Linked DNA regions of Mus musculus: region 2 is linked to region 1. Evidence: chromatin loops called from intact Hi-C (ENCODE). Cell type or tissue: heart. All regions are shown on one strand. Each heading gives the region's core, and the rest is flanking DNA. Links, peaks and the distances in the headings are about the cores only.

What was found. Peaks named below come from ENCODE experiments on the same cell type or tissue, not always from the same donor. Only the 100,000 strongest peaks of a DNase experiment are listed, where the experiment ranks them.
Region 2: it touches region 1 in a loop (25-fold over the local background); 3 of 42 quality-filtered maps call a loop at or near these places.

The regions. Positions count from the first base shown.
Region 1 is chr14:55,944,328-55,949,702 of GRCm38, reverse strand. Cma1 (chymase 1, mast cell) reads left to right here and starts at 5,028. Exons shown (of 5, transcript NM_010780.3): 1 at 5,028-5,228. The coding sequence starts at 5,171. In heart, for the core only: no CTCF peak of the experiment used is centred there; no DNase peak of the experiment used is centred there; H3K27ac peaks cover 1,046 bases.
Region 2 is chr14:56,056,978-56,062,352 of GRCm38, reverse strand. Mcpt4 (mast cell protease 4) reads left to right here and starts at 43. Exons shown (of 5, transcript NM_010779.2): 1 at 43-133; 2 at 629-779; 3 at 1,283-1,418; 4 at 1,603-1,857; 5 at 2,253-2,609. The coding sequence starts at 79. The coding sequence ends at 2,396. In heart, for the core only: no CTCF peak of the experiment used is centred there; no DNase peak of the experiment used is centred there.

The DNA of each region.
Region 1 (5,375 bases), core at 74-5,073:
CTTGCCATGTTAGCAATCTCAGCTACTGGCATAGGGTGTGACACTGTGGATTATTGAATATTATCTAACACGCATGACTGTGAACAGTAAGATTTCACATCCAGGGTAATGTGCACTGTTCTATTCTTCCCTCCACTGTCCTGTCTTCTCATCTTCTCCCTCCTCGTCTCTCAGCTCTTCTGCTCACAAACCCCATGCCTTAGCCACTGCATCTTCCCACACATCATAACAGACTCCATGCCTAGGTCAGATATGGCTGCTGATCCTTGTGTCCTCACCACCTACCCTGCCATCACCATCCTCTCAGTATTGCACCTGCAGCTAGAGCAGAGCCTGCCCTCGGAAGTCCTTGGAGCATGACTGTGGCTGTAGCAGTCACAATGGAGAGCATCAGAACTTTCTGGAGCCAAACACAGGGCAGAACTAGCCTGTGATGGGAAGAGACCCTCGAGTACTTTGCATGTACTAGTATTCAGCATGGTGGCTCTAGACCTGCATCTGAGCCACACCCATTCAACTGCCATCTTCCTCAAAGATCCAGGCTTTCAGAAGGATGCCTGAGTTGGACGAACTTCTAAGTGGCCTGCTCTCCTCTTACGAGCCAAAGTGCTCATTGTCCTTAGTCAAGGGAAGCAATGCTTTAACTACAGGGTTCTGTGGATTCTCAAGGGGAAAAGACCACACATGAGGTCTGCTGTGCCCTAAAGAGGCTTAATATGATGGGCGTGGCCCTCTGGCTACTACTATACAATGAAAACTGCTGCCATGACCAGCCCCTGACTAGAACCTCAGCACCTTAGCCCTCCCCACAGCCTGCAAGACTCATGGATGGGTTTCCATCTTCAGCACTGTTCAGTACAGATGTAAAGATAGCTATCAAATACAATACTGACTATAAGTTCTGTTCTAACTCTATGGGAGCAGGGAACATACATGGGAATTAAAGAACCTAAAAGAATCTTTAAGAAATTAAAGAATCACCGGGCGTGGTGGTGCACGCCTTTAATCCCAGCACTCGGGAGGCAGAGGCAGAGGCAGGCGGATTTCTGAGTTCGAGGCCAGCCTGGTCTACAAAGTGAGTTCCAGGACAGCCAGGGCTATACAGAGAAACCCTGTCTCGAAAAATCAAAAAAAGAAATTAAAGAATCTGTCAGATTATATATACATAAGTGACCTTTTTTTTTTCTAACTCTTATTTATAGTTGTATAACTAAATGGCACAACCTTTTTTTTCCATTTTTACTTAGATTGGTGTGGTTTGAACATAGTCTCACAGTGTAGTTCAGACTGACTACCAACTCATGATGCTTCTGCCTCAGCCTCCCTAGTGCTGGGACCCAAAGCATGCTCCACCACCCCTGGCTTATACAAAAGTCTCAAAATGTGAAATACAAATCAGAGACAGGAGCGGTGTCTTTTCTTAGCAGAGGTGAATACTCACTAACCTGCAGCTGAGGGCACACTGCCTCTTTCCCCACAGTCTAGGAAGGACATGTACTTGGGACAGTCTTCCTCCCTGAAGTTGGGCAACTGGAGGTGAGGAGAGAGTGATTGTCCCATCCTGTAGCCTGGCCCACAGTAATAGGGGAGAAGGTGGAGACTCCTGAGAGCTGAGCTGAGGGCACAGGCTGAATGGCTTCCAGAAAAGTCACCTCTACAGAGCAAACTCCATCACATGGTCCTCTGGTGACCCAAAGGCTCCAAAATCAAGATAAGAGACTCATCAGTACTCATGACTTCTAACGGTCATGCTTAGGCACGGTGGAAGGGGGGCAAAAGCTGCAGGCCCAGTGGACATTGGGAACAAGAGAACAGTCATGGTCTCCCAGGGTCAGCGAGGGACACATGCAGATAAGGACACAGGCACCCGTTATGGGTACAGTAGCAGTGCTGGGCAGCCTAGCTTAAGAAAACCTCAAAGAGTATCCTAGCAGCAGATACACACAGACAGTGTCCAAAACAAAGTACAGCTCAGCCAACAGCAGCTGAAGAAAGTGTCCAAGAAGTCAGCAGGTGTTCACCCAAGCTTGGCAAAAGTAGAAACATAGCCCAGAAGCAAAAACAGGTAAATCTGAAGGTGCAGAAAACACAAGAGTGCAACGGAAGGGATGTAAGTGCTAACCGGTGACTAACGGAGAGTCACATTCAGAAACAAACAAAACAAAAACAAAAACAAAAAGCTCACAATGAGGAGAATCCAGCCTCTGGTGAGCAGGGGTTATTACTCTCCTGCAGCAGATGTTACCACCTGACCCCATCTGTTCTTCTGACACCCAAAGGAATGGTTTTATTAATTAGTTTGTAAATGAAAATTTCTAGTAGCTCTGGAAACATTTTTAGGAAGGAAAGAATATGACCTTATATCATTTTTAAGCACAAACAATGTTTGAGTTATGTTTCATTCTGATTTGTTTTATATAAGGTCTTGCTTGAAGCCCGGGCTAGCCTTGAACAAATACCATACTCTTGCCTCAGTCTCCTGGGTACTGAGGATGCCAGTGTGCACCACTCTGCCCAGCTTTTCATCCTATAATGCAAAGCTACTCCATGTTAGCATGGAGTCGCCGTTGTGCACAGAATACATCTTGAACATCTCAATTTCTTCTAGTGCTACATTACTAAATTATTTCCTCAGAAACAAATCCTAAACTTGACATAGGATTGCATGCAGGTAATGCTAACATTAGGGAGGCAGAAGCAGGAGGAACACGATTTGAGGCATGGTCTCATTTACATATGGAGTTCACAGCTAACCTGGGCTACAAGAAAGCCTGCCTGCCTCAAAATAACAGCTGAGAAGGGAGGGGAAAGAGTAGGAAGGAAAGAAGAGGAACAGAGGGAGGGAGAGAGGGAAGGAGGGAGGGAGGGAGAGAGGGAAGGGGGGAGGGAGGGAGGAAAGGAGGATATGAGTCACTCCTGGGTGACAGCTGTCCCAGCCAGAGCTGCATGCACTCTATAACACATTCCATTGTGATAGGTCAGTTTTCCCAACAGGCTTACAATGATGTACATAATTGAAATTTTGAATATATTCTGTATAAATTATTACACTGTAAATTAATCAAACCTTTTGAACAGTTTTTGTGCTCATGTCTTGGAACACTGGGTCCCCAGGTAGTGGTACTGCCTTTGGAAGGTTGTAGAACCCTAAGAGGTGCAGTCTCATGGGAGGAAGCTGTTTGGTGCAGGCTGGTTGTGAAGTTTTATGTCAGAGTGGCACTTCCTGTCTGCTGATACAGTGCGACTCGCCCTTCACAGTTCTGCCACAATGTGTTTCCATCATGAACTGTGTCCTCAAACTGTAGCCATGAGGTTTCTTATCACACCTTTCAAGGAGCAACAAAAACAACAGGTTTCATCAGTCACTGCCTTAAGTAAAGGCAGCATCTCCTACTGACCCCCATTGCTTTGTAACTAATCACAATCCCAGCTTCCTGATCTTCAAACCATAATTGAACTCTGAAGTGCACAACATAGACAGCAGCCAAGGGAGGCAGCAGAGAAAGCAGAATTCTGGGAAACTGTAGCAGACAAAGAGAATGCAGGAAAATCATGGGATCGGTGTTTATGAGGTTGATGCCCTGCTGGGGACTGAACCTTATCTCCTCCCCCACCTACAGCCAAGCCAAGAGATATAAGCCAATGCTGGTGGACCTGAGCCATGGTGTTGTGGAGCCAGCTCCCTAGTTCTATATGACCTATCCCTCCGTTTTCAAGGACACAAGAGGAAAACCTTGCCTTGGGCTCTGGGGCTTGCTCTCACCGATGCAGAGCCGCCAGACAAGACATCTCCAGCTCCAGCTCCTCCTCTTCCCTGCTAGTGATGCAGGGTCAGAGGACAGCTCTCAGCATTAGCAAAGGAAAACACAGGACCTGCAGTTACATTCCCACCTAGGAACTAAACCTCCAGTCGGTCTCCAAGAGAAATGGCACTGCACTGTGTGGCCTTCTCTTCATTAGACTCCTTCTGAGTCCAGAGAAGCATCGAGAAGATACTTAAAATGTGTTTAACAGTTAATGGTAGAATGATCATGGTCTCAGTTTCTAGTCTACATTTGTAAACAGACAGTAGTGGTATTTCCCAGGGTAGTTTTAACAACAAAAGAAAAGGTGCTAACTCTCAGACAGTGACATAGTTTAGAACCATCCAGGCTTCTGGAGAAAACTGCCTACCTCATACCCATAACCCTAACTTCCTCTCACACTTACCAAGAATATTTCTCTAGGATGGTTAAGCAGAAAGGACCCTTAATTTGAAATCAGAAAGATCTAATTCTAAACCGTAAGAGCTAAAGGTCAGGTCAACAAATTGAAACAGTAATAAGTATTTGATGAGGTTGCTATGAAAGTAACAATGTTCCTAACGGAATGACACTAAATTGCATACACAGTCTGAGGAAATGGTCATGCCATCTCTTCTCTTTCAGGTTGAAGTCCCTGAGGTCCTATCCTAGACTTGGCTTCCTCCTTTAGTGTTTGTTGTTTTTTCTCTCTGTCTCTTCTTCAGGCAATAACCACAGGTTCCAAGAAAAAGAAATGCAAGCTAATGTCAGATTTTAGGTAACCCTTATTTAAGGAGAATGCTGTTCAAGTTTTAATAAATAGTGAAATAACATGGAATGAAATAGCATAAAAACTAACTGTGTATATTGTATTTCTTTCTTTACTTTTTAAATTTTCCATACATCAAAATATGATCATATCCATTTCCTAACTCAACCCCTGTACATGTCTATACATGTATATGTCCTTAGAGTCTTTTTCCAAAACACATTTCCTGGTGAGGGCTATAATAATCACAGCCTCTGTGCTCCTGGAGTCTCACTGCAAAGATTATCCTCTACCCAAGATTCTAGGGATCTATAACAAGTTGCCCTAACTAGGAAGGTAAGATCCCTTCATATTCCGTCCTGACACTCCTAACCCACACAGAGGCACAGTTGAGGACCTATCTGAGTATCTGGGATCCAAGAGTCCAGGCTTCAGTTTCACCTCTAGTAAAACAGTGGTATTCCCGGGGAGTGTCCAGTTATGAAGACAACTTAAAGAAGACGCCTTGACCACACAGTTCCTGTGATAACAGCTCTGCCACTCCCCTGCCCGCTGGGAGTAATAAGCCTAAGGCCCAAATATGAAGCCTGCAGCAGCCCTGAGGAGGCCCTCTGAGAGGATGCATCTTCTTACTCTTCATCTGCTGCTCCTTCTCCTGGGTTCCAGCACCAAAGCTGGTGAGTGCTGGGGTCGCTCCCTCTCCAATCTGCAGGGTCAGCTCCTAAAAGAACAAAGCTTAGTGTGTCATTTGGGACTCTCAAATGGGACTCATAGCCCTTCTCAAGACCTTCAGAGTGAAGTCTTCTTGTGGGATGTCCTGCCCA
Region 2 (5,375 bases), core at 281-5,280, 110 kb before region 1:
ACGTTGGAGCTATAAAAGCAGGAACCAGGACAGGAACACACCAGAATCTCTCTCCAAGCTGTGACCGACACTGGCAAGATGCAGGCCCTACTATTCCTTATGGCACTTCTCTTGCCTTCTGGGGCTGGAGCTGGTGAGTTCTGTCTTCATCTCCCTAGCTTCTGAGTTTTCAGAAACCGACCTTAATCTCTTAGCTTTGGTAACAGAGACCCTAACATGAGGTAGGATCCTAAACTGACATAGTCTAGGGGAAATCTGTAGGTCAAGAAAGAATAAAAAACTAATTCCCCTTTAGAATGTTTCACCAAATTACTCTCTGTTCTGATAGGTAGCTCTTCTGTGGCCTTCCCTTAGTGTTGAGGAAGATGGAATGAGGGTGTGGAGAAATGTCTGATGAAGTAGAATGTCAAAAACATGAATGGGCATTGTGTTCTGAATGAAGGTTGAGGGTGGACAGTAAAGACTAGTGAGAAAAATAGATCAAAGGGCATGTGGATGGGCCTGAGCCCCATTCAAGGAGGGGTGGGCTTGAAGCAGTCACTCAGAGTTAGCCCCATTTTCCTGTGCCAGGGCTGTGTTGGGGGGTCCTAAACTTCTGTTACTAAGAACTTGGGGTTCTTTGTTCCAGAGGAGATTATTGGTGGTGTTGAGTCTAGACCACATTCTCGCCCTTACATGGCCCATCTGGAGATCACCACTGAGAGAGGGTTCACAGCTACCTGTGGTGGGTTTCTCATAACCCGCCAATTTGTGTTGACTGCTGCACACTGTAGTGGAAGGTAAGAGGCTTCTCTTCCTGTGAGGAAATGCAGGAGCCAGAGTCACAGAGCAGGAGAGCCCTGAGGAAGGCTCTGAGTGCGGTTCCCCTCACACTGAGAGGAAAAGGAGAGCACAAGGCCTCTCATTTTAATTGTCATCTCTCTTTTCAGAGGTCTGAGCTTTAAACAGGGCTGTATCTGGGACAGAATCTCCAGCTCTTGTGCTGGTATCACCAGAGCTCAGCCATGGGCTGTGGTACTCAATGTAGAGTGCCTGTCTACCATGTTCAAAGCTATGGGTTCAATCCAAGAGCTGGGGGTGGGATATAGGAAGAGTTGCCTGTCCTGAGTTTCCCTAAGCCCTGTCCTTCTCAGAAGGCTGTGATCCTGGGAGCTCCATCTCAAGTCTGTCTAGGAGCTCTGCCCTGGGATAGAGAAGAGAGACTCTAGTATCGCTCGCTCTCCTTGGAAAGAATCCTCCTCATAAGACCAGCCTTTTTCACTGCTTCTTTCTCTGTCAACAGAGAAATCACTGTCACCCTTGGAGCTCATGATGTGAGCAAGACAGAATCCACACAGCAGAAGATAAAAGTAGAAAAACAAATCGTTCACCCAAAGTACAACTTCTATTCCAATCTCCATGACATCATGTTGCTGAAGGTACCCTTATTTTTCTTGCCCTGCTTAAGTCTCCCATCCTTAATTCTCCTCCTGCCTCAGGCCTTTGAATTCTCTCTTGTCCAAATCACTTCCTTAGAACCCACTCCTGAATTCAAAGTGGGAATGGTCCCATGTCCAAGCATTCTTTTCTGATTTGACAGTTTTCCTCTCCTTGCCTCAACAGCTTCAAAAGAAAGCCAAAGAGACTCCCTCTGTGAATGTAATTCCTCTGCCTCGTCCTTCTGACTTTATCAAGCCGGGGAAGATGTGCCGGGCAGCTGGCTGGGGGCGAACTGGAGTGACAGAACCTACCTCAGATATACTGAGGGAGGTGAAACTGAGAATCATGGATAAAGAGGCCTGTAAAAACTATTGGCATTACGACTATAACCTCCAGGTCTGCGTGGGCAGTCCCAGAAAGAAAAGATCAGCATACAAGGTGAGTACACACCTGCTTTTCCTCCCCTCATCAGGCAACAGCATCAGAGGAGGAAGTGTGCTGAGCATCTCTCCATGGCAGTACCCAATGCCTGTGTTCTTAGGCTGCTAGAGCTTAGCGAACTGAAATTATCCCTCTTGTTCCCATCTGCCTATGCCAAAGCCCTTCCTTAACCTTCCTATGAAGCTCCAGAACAGAAATGAAGGGAGCAAGGGAAACAGTCTCAACACTAGGACAAAGCCGGGGGGTGGGGGGAACAATCATTAAATTCCTAACTTAAAACCCAAAGGGAGCCTGGAACCCTTACTACCCCATGGAGTTAGCTATGATGGGGGGGGGGTCTGTAGTTGGGGGAATGTGATCTATGCTCATAGTCTGATTTTTCTCACCTACAGGGAGACTCTGGAGGACCTCTACTGTGTGCTGGGGTGGCCCATGGTATTGTATCTTATGGACGCGGAGATGCAAAGCCCCCTGCAGTCTTCACCCGAATCTCCTCATATGTGCCCTGGATTAACAGAGTTATAAAGGGCAAGTAGTGAAAAGCCTGACCTGCGTGCATCAGAGTCTTCAAGCCAGAGCTCTTCTGATAACCCTTGGGTTCAACAAAGCATGTGTCCATCCTGTCACCTGCCTGCCCCCGGCCTGTCCTCAGCCTGCCCCCAGCCTGCCCCCAAGATGATCTGAAAGATGAATTCTGTGATGATGGACTGTTCCCTGTAATGCACCTCAGTAAAGCCCTAACCTCCAGCAGCTGTGTGACTCCACTCTGTGATCTAAACACTCAGTCCCTCTCTATGCTCAATGAAGAATTGACTTGAGCTACTATCTTGCATGTTAACAATCTCAACTACTGACTTCCTGACACAGGGTGTGCCACTGTGAATTATTGAATATTAATTAACACGCATGGCTGTGAACAGTAAGATTTCACATCCAGGTTAATGTGCACTGTTCTGTTCTTCCCTCCACTGTCCTGCCTTCTCATCTTCTCCCTCCTCGTCTCTCAGCTCTTCTGCCCACAAACCCCATGCCTTAGCCACTGCATCTTTCCACACATTATAGCAGACTCCATGCCTAGGTCAGACATGGCTGCTGATCCTTGTGTCCTCACCACCTACCCTGCCATCACCATCCTCTCAGTATTGCACCTGCAGCTAGAGCAGAGCATGCCCTCAGAAGTCCTTGGAGCATGACTGTGGCTGCAGCAGTCATAATAGGAGAGCATCAGAACTTTCTGGAACCAAATACAGGGCAGAACTAACCCATGATGGGAAGAGACCCTCTAGTACTTAGCAGGTACTAGTACTTAGCATGGTGGCTCTAGGCCTGCTTCTGAGCCACCCACATAAAACTGCCATCTTCCTCAAAGATCCAGCCTTTCAAAAGAATGTCTGAGTTAGGTGAACTTCTAAATGACCTGCTCTATTCTTAAAAGCCAAAGCCCCCAATGTTCTTAGTCAAGAGAAGCAATACTTTAACTACCGGGTTCTGTAGAGTCTGAAATAAAGGAGACCACACATTAGGTTTAGTAGGCCCAGGGACCCAATATGATGGGTTTGGCCCTCTGACTACTGCACCATGAAAAACTGCTGTCAGTCCTGTGGATTCTGAAGAGGAAGAGACCACACATGATGTCTACTAGGCCTAAGGGGGTGTAATATAAAGGGTGTGGCCCTCTAACTACTGTACAATGCAAGATTACTGCCAGTACCAGCCTCAGACCAGGAACTCAGCACCTCCACCCTCCTCCTGCCCTGCTCGCCTCTCCTCTGGGTTTCCAGCTTCAGCACAGTGCAGGAGAGATGCAGAGATAGCTTTCAAAGTGCAAGACTCACTATAAAATCTATTCTAACTCAGGAGGGAGGGAGCACTAAGAAATCTAAAAGGATCTTTTAAAATTAAAGCATCTGATTTGGATTATAGATACATGGGTGACTGGTTTGCTTTGGTTTAATTTGGTTTGGTTTGGCTTTCTGTTGTTTATACCTGAGTAACTAAATGGGTCTTTCTCTTCTTGACTTAGATTGGTGTGGTTTGGGCATATTATCACCATGTAGTTCAGGCTGACTTCCAACTATGATGCTTCTGCCTCAGCCTCCCTAGTCCTGGGACCCTCAAGCACTAATCACCTGCTTTGGCTTATATAAAGGTTTGAAAATGTGAAACACAGACAGAAGCTGTGTCTTTTCTAAGCAGAGGTGAATACTCACTAACCTGCAGCTGAGGGCACACTGCCTCTTTCCCCACAGTCTAGGAAGGTCATGTACTTGATACAGTCTTCCTCCCTGAAGCTGGGCAACTGGAGACGAGGAGAGAGTGATTGCCCCACCCTGAAGCTTGGCCCACAGTAAAAGGGAAGCAGGTGGAGACTCCTGAGAGCTGGGCTGAGGGCACAGGCTAAAATGGCTTCCAGAAAGGTCACCTCTACAGAGCAAACCCCATCACATGGTTCCCTGGTGCCAAAGGAGCAGTTGGTGACCTAAAGGCTCCAAAATCAAGACAAGAGCTTTATCACCACCACAGCATCCGTTCTTAGGCATGGTGGAAGGAGGCCAGAAGCTGCAGGCCCAGTGGACACTGGAAAGATAGAGCAGCCATGGTCTCATGAGTCAGCAAGGCAAACATGCAGATAAGAGGGATTTTCCCATGGTGGGTGCAGTCGCAGTCCTGGGCAGCGTAGCTTAATAAGGAATCTTAGTGACCTAGCAGCAGATACCTACTGAGGGTGTGCAAAGAGATCAGCTCAGCCGACAGTAGCTGAAGAAAGTGTCCAAGAAGTCAGCAGAGGCTCACCCTTCGGAAAAGTGGAAACAAACCACAAGCCAGCAAAAGTGGGTAAATCTTTAGACCAAAAAATTGAGAGGAATGTGGAGGTTTATGTGCTAAACAGTGACTAAAAGCTATTTACCTTCAGAAAACAGAAAAGCCTTACAATGAGCAGAGTCCTGTCTCTGGTGAAGTGGGAGAAGAAGAAAAAAAAAAGAGTTATTACTATCCTGCAGCAGGTGTTACCCCTCGCCCCCATGTGTTCTCGGCCTTCCAAAGGGATGTTTTGATCAATTATTTTGCAAATGAAAACTTTTACTAGCCCAATAAACATTTTGAGGAAGGAAGGAATGTAACCTTGTGTCACTTTTAAGCTTAAACCCTCTTTGAATTTTGCTTTGCTTTGATTCATTTTATATAAGAACTTGCTTGGAGACCTGGAACAAGTACCACACTCTTCCCTCAGCCTCCCAGGTACTGAGGCTTGCAGTATGCACCACTGACGTGGAGACTTAAGGATTCTTTGGAAAGTCAGTTTGGTTGAATGGTGTTTTAACTGGGGCCAAAGATGTGAAGGAATAGTCTGCTGAAGCAGACACAGTTGAAGGCTTTGCTAACGCAGACTTGTAAAGGAACATTTTTCTGAAGCAGATACAGGTGAAAGGATGTTCTGCTAAAGCAAGCACATGAAAGAACATTTGATGAAGGATTCTTCAGTAAAGACACGCATGTATTGACCCGCCTTACAT